Regions from separate parts of the Homo sapiens genome. Here region 2 is linked to region 1. The links are chromatin contacts, found by Hi-C or POLR2A ChIA-PET in ENCODE. All regions are on one chromosome and are shown on one strand. The core of a region is the stretch at or near the end of the contact, and the rest is flanking DNA. Distances in the headings are between cores, read along the strand shown. Region 1 has its middle 73 kb from the start of ACTR2. Region 2 overlaps SPRED2 (sprouty related EVH1 domain containing 2).

Region 1 (2,946 bases), core at 373-2,872:
GCTGGCAAATACGGGCTGCTTTAAGCAGGGGAATGACCACAGGTCTGTGGGGAGGTTGTTAACAGTAGATTTGGGGACCAATATTAGCTTTTAGGTGCTACCCAATTGCTAATTCATCTGCAGGGGTCACTTATTTTTCCTAACCATCTTACTGTAGAATAAAACACACATACACAGAAAACCTCACAAAACAAATGTAGAGTTTAAGCTGAGTAAATAAATGCCTCCGAAGGCAAGAAGGAATTAATCGTTTTAGTTTTTGGACTCAGTGCTGTATTTTGCCATAGCATTTCTAACATAGCTTTGGAAAAGTGAAGTTTTGAATTTCAGAGGTATAATATTCCACTTTTAAACAGAGGGCTGTCTAACCTCGACAGCGAACTTGCAATCTGCCTGTGACCAAGGAGTGAGGAAGTCCTCCCCTCTCACAGTAAATGTTAGGTTGGAAGGTGGGGTTCCTGGGGCCGGCCAGCCAGTGGCCTGGGAAGCAGCTGAGAGCCTCTCCCCATTTTCCCTAACTGTGGACTTGGTTTCTGGATCATCCTGCTTCTTAGGCCCTGGTGCTTCAAGAGAAAGTTGAATTGGCCCCGAGAGGCCACCACACCCACCGTGTGGTCCCTCCTCCAGGCCAAGCTGCAGCCTGGAGGTCAGCCTGACCCTCGGGGACTCCCAGCTCTGGGCAGAAGCCTCATCGTCCCTGCCAAGGTATGTGTCAGCCTCAAGGCAGCACACAATGTTTTGGTAACTTGCAGAGGCTGAATCCTAGAAAGACCGCGTGTTCCTGGCCGCTGGACGCTGGCCTTGGTGATGCTCGCCCCCGTCCCGGAAGCCCGATGCACCTGCTGGGAGTCAGCACCGGGCCGGGCCTTCCAGCCAGCTCTGCCAGCACATATTTCTAGGCTCAAGTCAGACTTGGGAAAGCATGGCCCTCTCCTGGCTCCACATCCTGCTCCCCCTGCACCCATGGAGCAGCTGACCCAGTTTTTGGTAGAAAAATGAAAATCTTTACCAGTCAGATGAGAGGAGAGGAAGCAAATGCCACGCTGCCCTAATTTAGCCCAGACACAACCCTCCTTCTGAGGAAGGGATGAGGAGCTTGGGCCTTCTCACTCTCTCTTTTCAGAGCATTTGGAACAAACTCCCAAAATACCAGAGGCTGAGTGCAAACCTCCTTTGCTGTCATCAAGAGGGAGGATGAATCATGCAAAACACGCAATTTCTATCATCCCAAAATACTGCACATATACTTACATTTAGTGTCATTTTACATGTGCGAGGTATTTTTTTAAAAAATTCTTTTCTCTTTCACTCCTTTTTTTTTTTTTTGCTAAACCAAAAACACCAGCTGTAAAACCCACTGCTTCCTTCCCCGCCAAGTCTGCAGTGGCAGGAGGCGGCGGCAGCAGACAGCAGGGCCCCCTGTGCTCTGAGTCAGGCCTCCCTCTCAGTGGCTCCCTGCCTGCAAAACAAACTTAAAAGCTGGTGAATGGGACGTAGGGGCCCGCAAGCATGCAGGGAGGCCTAAAATATTTGCAGAGGCACACACTGTTCGCAGAATGAAAGGCCACTATGTAAATATCTGGGCCCCGGGTGAGGCGAGGCATTCTGAAAGTGGCTTTTCTGTTAGTCGCATCAAGCCAGCGAGGAAGCAAAGGCATTCATTCAAAAACATCACGCAGGAGCCACACCACAACTTCCTGGCCCCAGAGGGTAGACTCGAAAGGGACCACAGCCCTGAGGCCTGAGTTTCAACCTTTCTCCTTCGCTGCACGTTTCACAGGATGGTTCTGTGACAGCCGACAATGTCAGCTTTTAGGGATAGGCAGACAGGATTGATTTTCTCTCCTTTGGCAGGGAAAAGGCTTTTTTGGAAGACACTCAAAAGGCAACCATAGTTACTGATGGAGCATGGCAAGCATGAGACAGAGGCAGCTATTACCCAGGCTCGACAAAAGAGGAAAAAACGTGGGATGGATTTTGCAACAAGCCCCAAATGTTGATTCCAAGGACCCGAGGATGAGTGTAGAAGCGGAGCAGGCACACCTGACACCCCTCGCGGCATCCCCTTCAGATTCCCGGGAAGTCTCACAGAGACATGAAACCTGGCATCAGCTCCCTGACCAAGATGAGACCATGAACCAGTCAGAATGTTCACGAATCACATTGTCCTGGGGATGCATTTAGAACATTCTTGGATTTCACACCATTCATGTTGCCCCCTCTGAGCCAGAATGGGGCAGACAGCCCCAGGAAGGAAGGAAGGAAATAGTTTTGTTTCACTCAATCTCTGTCAGTGGATAGCCTTCCACTTGGGCAGGAATTATCGTCTAGGTCAGACAGAACCCAGTTTCATCTTCTCTATCCTCCTCTCTCCAAAGCAACAAAGACTGCAATTTCCAGCATACAACAAAGAGAGGGAGAGAGAGAGAGAGAGAGAGAGAGAGAGAGAGAGAGAGAGAGAGAGCGAGCACTAGCTGAAGACACACATCATCTTTTTCAGGTGTTTAATTGCTAGAGGAAGTATCTTCAACAGTGGTAGAAAGGGGAGGGTGCTAAGAGTGGCCGCTCAAAGAAGCGATGTAAACTACATTTGATTCTCTGGTTTAATCAGAGATTTTAAGAGCTGAGCAGAAGATCCAACTGTAGGCTGGCTCAGAAATACCCCAGATAATGCTCACCAGGCATGAACATCTGAGCTAGACGGGCATAGATCCACAAGCGGAAGCTGCCAGCACCCAACTGGGAGGCTTAGGACAAGGCATTTGCCTTGTCTGATGGCCAAGGTCAAGCCTGGATAGAGGGCTCTCCATGCAATGGAAAAAATACCAACAAGGGGCCAGAGAAAAGAGAGTAGAGCCTGAAGGGGAGAAAACTGCCCTCAAGGGCCAGAGGTAGCAGGTCTCTCTGAACATTACTACTCTACAAGAAACAGAGGCTCATCTTAGA
Region 2 (3,195 bases), core at 586-3,085, 120 kb after region 1:
TTCCCCACATTTGCATGCAGTGCCACACTTGTGGGTGACAAGATACAATCTTAAAACCTGGCATCAGTCTTTGTTAGAGACATCTGTTTTAAGTCAATGTATTTTCATTTCTAGGTAAAAGCATATGATTTTATAGCTCTGCTTTCCTTTAAATTCAAGCAAATACCAATCCTATGTTAACAAAGTTTTGTTAAAAAAAAAAAAATTCAAATATAAGGAATTATTCCTGTTCCCTGCAAAGTAACTGGCCCCCACTCCACCAAAAAGGGGCAACATTTTAAAACACCTCTATATTTACTGCTTTAACCATTAAAATAGCTAAATTCATATCCTAAAGACATCTGTGTTACATCACCAAGGAAAATTTCTGAAAACATTAATAGACCTTTTAAAGTTTCAGCCGAACCTTTTAAAATAAAAATAAAAACCAGTTATAATTTTGGACTGCTGTAGGTGATTTTTTTTTTATTTTTTAATTTTTTTTATTCAAAGCGACTCTTTGGATCAACAATTAGAATTTATTTTTTATTGGCTCTTACAATTTGCTTCACATGTAACATCCATTTGGTATATGCCTCCCTGGGAGGTTATTGGTCATCTAATTTGAAATGAGAAAGAACAAAGGGCGAAAGAAAAGGAGCAACATTCCTCTCCTCAGCTCACTAATACGAATGTGTGTCACCTTTTAAATACCACCCAGTATGACAGATTAATCGGAATGAATTAATAGGCAGAAGAGAGAGAGGAGGATCTTTAAAAAGACTAAATGCTCCCTGGTCAATACTGCCCAGGTTGGTTGCAACCTTCTAGGTTTGATTTGGGTGTTGCCCCTTCTAAATCCCGGATTAGCTAAAGCATGTTAGAATCTCTTGGATTATTAAAATACCAACTCGGGAGGATGGGAGGATGGGGGTGACATTCAGATTCAATCGGTCTACGGATGAGAAAGGTTAAGATGGGAGAGATGAAGAGTGTTGTTTCTCCTTGGTGACATCCCCAAGCAACCTCAGATATGCTCTTCCTTGGGGCCTCTGGTTTTGTTGCTAAATTGTCCTTGTTGAGACAGTTGGGGGGGTGTATATTTCAGGCTGCATGCCAACCAACACACTGCCCAGGGACGGGATGGGAAATGAACCACACACATCTAGTTCTCCTGGTCACTGTTGTACTGCTCCATCCTGAACAAGAGAGTGTGGAAGAGTGGGTCTACAGGTAAGCCATTATAACCAAACTACCCTCACAGTTTAGCCTCACAAGGGATCCTTTATGCTAAGAAGAATGCCCAGCTGATGGGGATTAACAAGAAAAGCAGAGGGGAGGGGGGTCGCTGGAAGCCCAAGAGAAGGAAATTTTTTAAAAAATACAAGTTTCCTGTCCTACACAAGCAGTATGAATTTTGTTATCCCAACGGGAGTCCTGATGGTAAAATCTAGTTTCAAAGTAGGATGGGGAAATGGATCAAGCCTTACCATGGCAAAGCTGGGTGGGACCTCCTAGGCGTCTGTGGGACCTTGGGCTCTCCGGATACTGTGTCTTGGTTTGGGGACTATTTTCATTCTGTCTCAAGCCTAGGTTTGTAGATGCCCTTGGCCATGATACTTACTAGCTGTGTGATTCAGTACAGAGGACAAGCCCCACTTTATTCGGAGTTAACCTATGGTGCAGTGGCCTTAGAAAAACTTAAGAGTAAAAAGCTACCATAAAAAATGCTGGTTATATGTATGACCAGACGGTCAACTCCTCCTTCTTCTCTCTCTTTGCTATAACAGCACCTGTTGGCTTCTAAGTGCACAGAGTTCTCACAACAATGTGCCAAAACCGCCACCCTTCCCATCCTGGCACCCACCTCCCCCCACCCCAGGAGACCTGCATATCAGATATTACTTCCTGCTGTCTATGACCACACCACCTTGGCAGTTAACATCAAAAGCAAACACATGGGGAGAACAGAAGGCACTGGAGCAGCGGGGGAAGAACAAGCATAGGTAATGTTTCATAAACATTTTTCTGGTGCCCAGGTGCAAAAACCTTGGAACTTCACATGTATTTCAGCTGATCATCTAAGGACCCACCTTCTCTCTCCCAGGATAGTGAGCTGAAGGCCCTTCCCTGCCTCCACTCCCAGTGCTCCTGTACCTGGAACACAGACATGCGGAAACCAAAGCTTAAGACCCCTACCTACCATGTTCAGGAGAGCTACACAAGAAGAGCATCTGGGAAGCTCATCTACCTCCACCTCATGCAGGGTGTGACCAAGGCTAGCCATCTGTTCAATGCTGGTGGTTCAACATCTACCTGGGCCACCTTTATCTCAATTAATTTCCACCATCTTTTTCCTATCTCCTGAGGGTTCAGTAACTCAAAGCAGTTGTCATGAATGTTTAACACAGTACCCAAAACAGGCCTGGAACCAGATGATATCTCACTGATCTAGCCCAAACTAACTAGCTTTGTGACCCTGAGTTAGTCACTCAGCCTCTCCAGATTGCAAATTATGTGTAAAAAAGAGGGAGCTGAGCTCGTATTTTCCTAAGATCCTCTCTAGTTCTAAAAGGTTATGGTCAGATGGAAACCATTTTACTTCAGCGAGAAAGGGCAAAGCATTCACCACTTCACTGACGAGTGCTGTGAGAAGTAACAATACTGAAACCAAACAAAAACAAAACTTCACTTGGGTTAATTCTAGGCTGTATGTCTGATTTACAAAATAAGTTGGCTAATTTTGTTCTGAATTTCACAGCCCCCTTGACCATCTTCCCCAACAACTATCTCTTCACAATATATGTTTCTATATCCAGGCTCACTGCATTTAACTAAAGTCAGAGAGAAAAATCCAGCTGAGATCTGTCAGACAGAATTATTAGTGGTCTCCCTGACTCCAGCCTAGCCTGCACTCTCTAACTAATCTGTTTGATTCTACCAACATATCACTTCATCGTCTCTTTGTTTCAAAGCCTCAACCAGCTCTGTTCTACTCAAAGAACAAAAGTCCAAATACGTGCTTTGTCAGCCTGGCTGGTACTCAATATCCTCCCAAATTTAGCCTCACCTGACTTGACTGGCTTTCTCTGAGCTCCCCCAGCATAAACTCAGACATGGAGTGTCCCTATCTGTGGAAGAAACCTTTGGACATGAGATGTCTCCTCTCCACCTTGCTGACCTGTCTCCTCCCCTAAATACTACCATCATCCTTTT

The links. A loop is a pair of places that touch in the nucleus more often than their neighbours do. ChIA-PET counts read pairs that join two places held with the same protein, here RNA polymerase II (POLR2A). Pooled maps may share reads with other maps.
Region 2: a pooled map shows a loop between it and region 1 (5-fold over the local background). The contact joins two enhancer-like sites. A Hi-C loop is called at or near these places in 2 of 168 maps with a recorded cell type or tissue (heart left ventricle and left cardiac atrium) and 6 of 50 pooled maps. POLR2A ChIA-PET finds 5 or more read pairs at or near these places in 6 of 52 experiments (AG04450, HepG2, MCF 10A and 3 more).

Annotation. Positions count from the first base shown.
Region 1 is chr2:65,299,694-65,302,639 of GRCh38, forward strand. No RefSeq gene overlaps it. Among named protein-coding and RNA genes, the nearest start is that of ACTR2, 73 kb to the left of the region's middle. RefSeq lists an enhancer at 1,137-1,246. Within about 2 kb of position 1,623, at least 29 of the 41 ENCODE cell types and tissues checked have a DNase peak (open chromatin) inside an H3K27ac peak, as active enhancers do.
Region 2 is chr2:65,415,261-65,418,455 of GRCh38, forward strand. The region is part of intron 1 of SPRED2 (sprouty related EVH1 domain containing 2); the gene reads right to left. Among named protein-coding and RNA genes, the nearest start is that of SPRED2, 16 kb to the right of the region's middle. Within about 2 kb of position 1,836, at least 6 of the 41 ENCODE cell types and tissues checked have a DNase peak (open chromatin) inside an H3K27ac peak, as active enhancers do.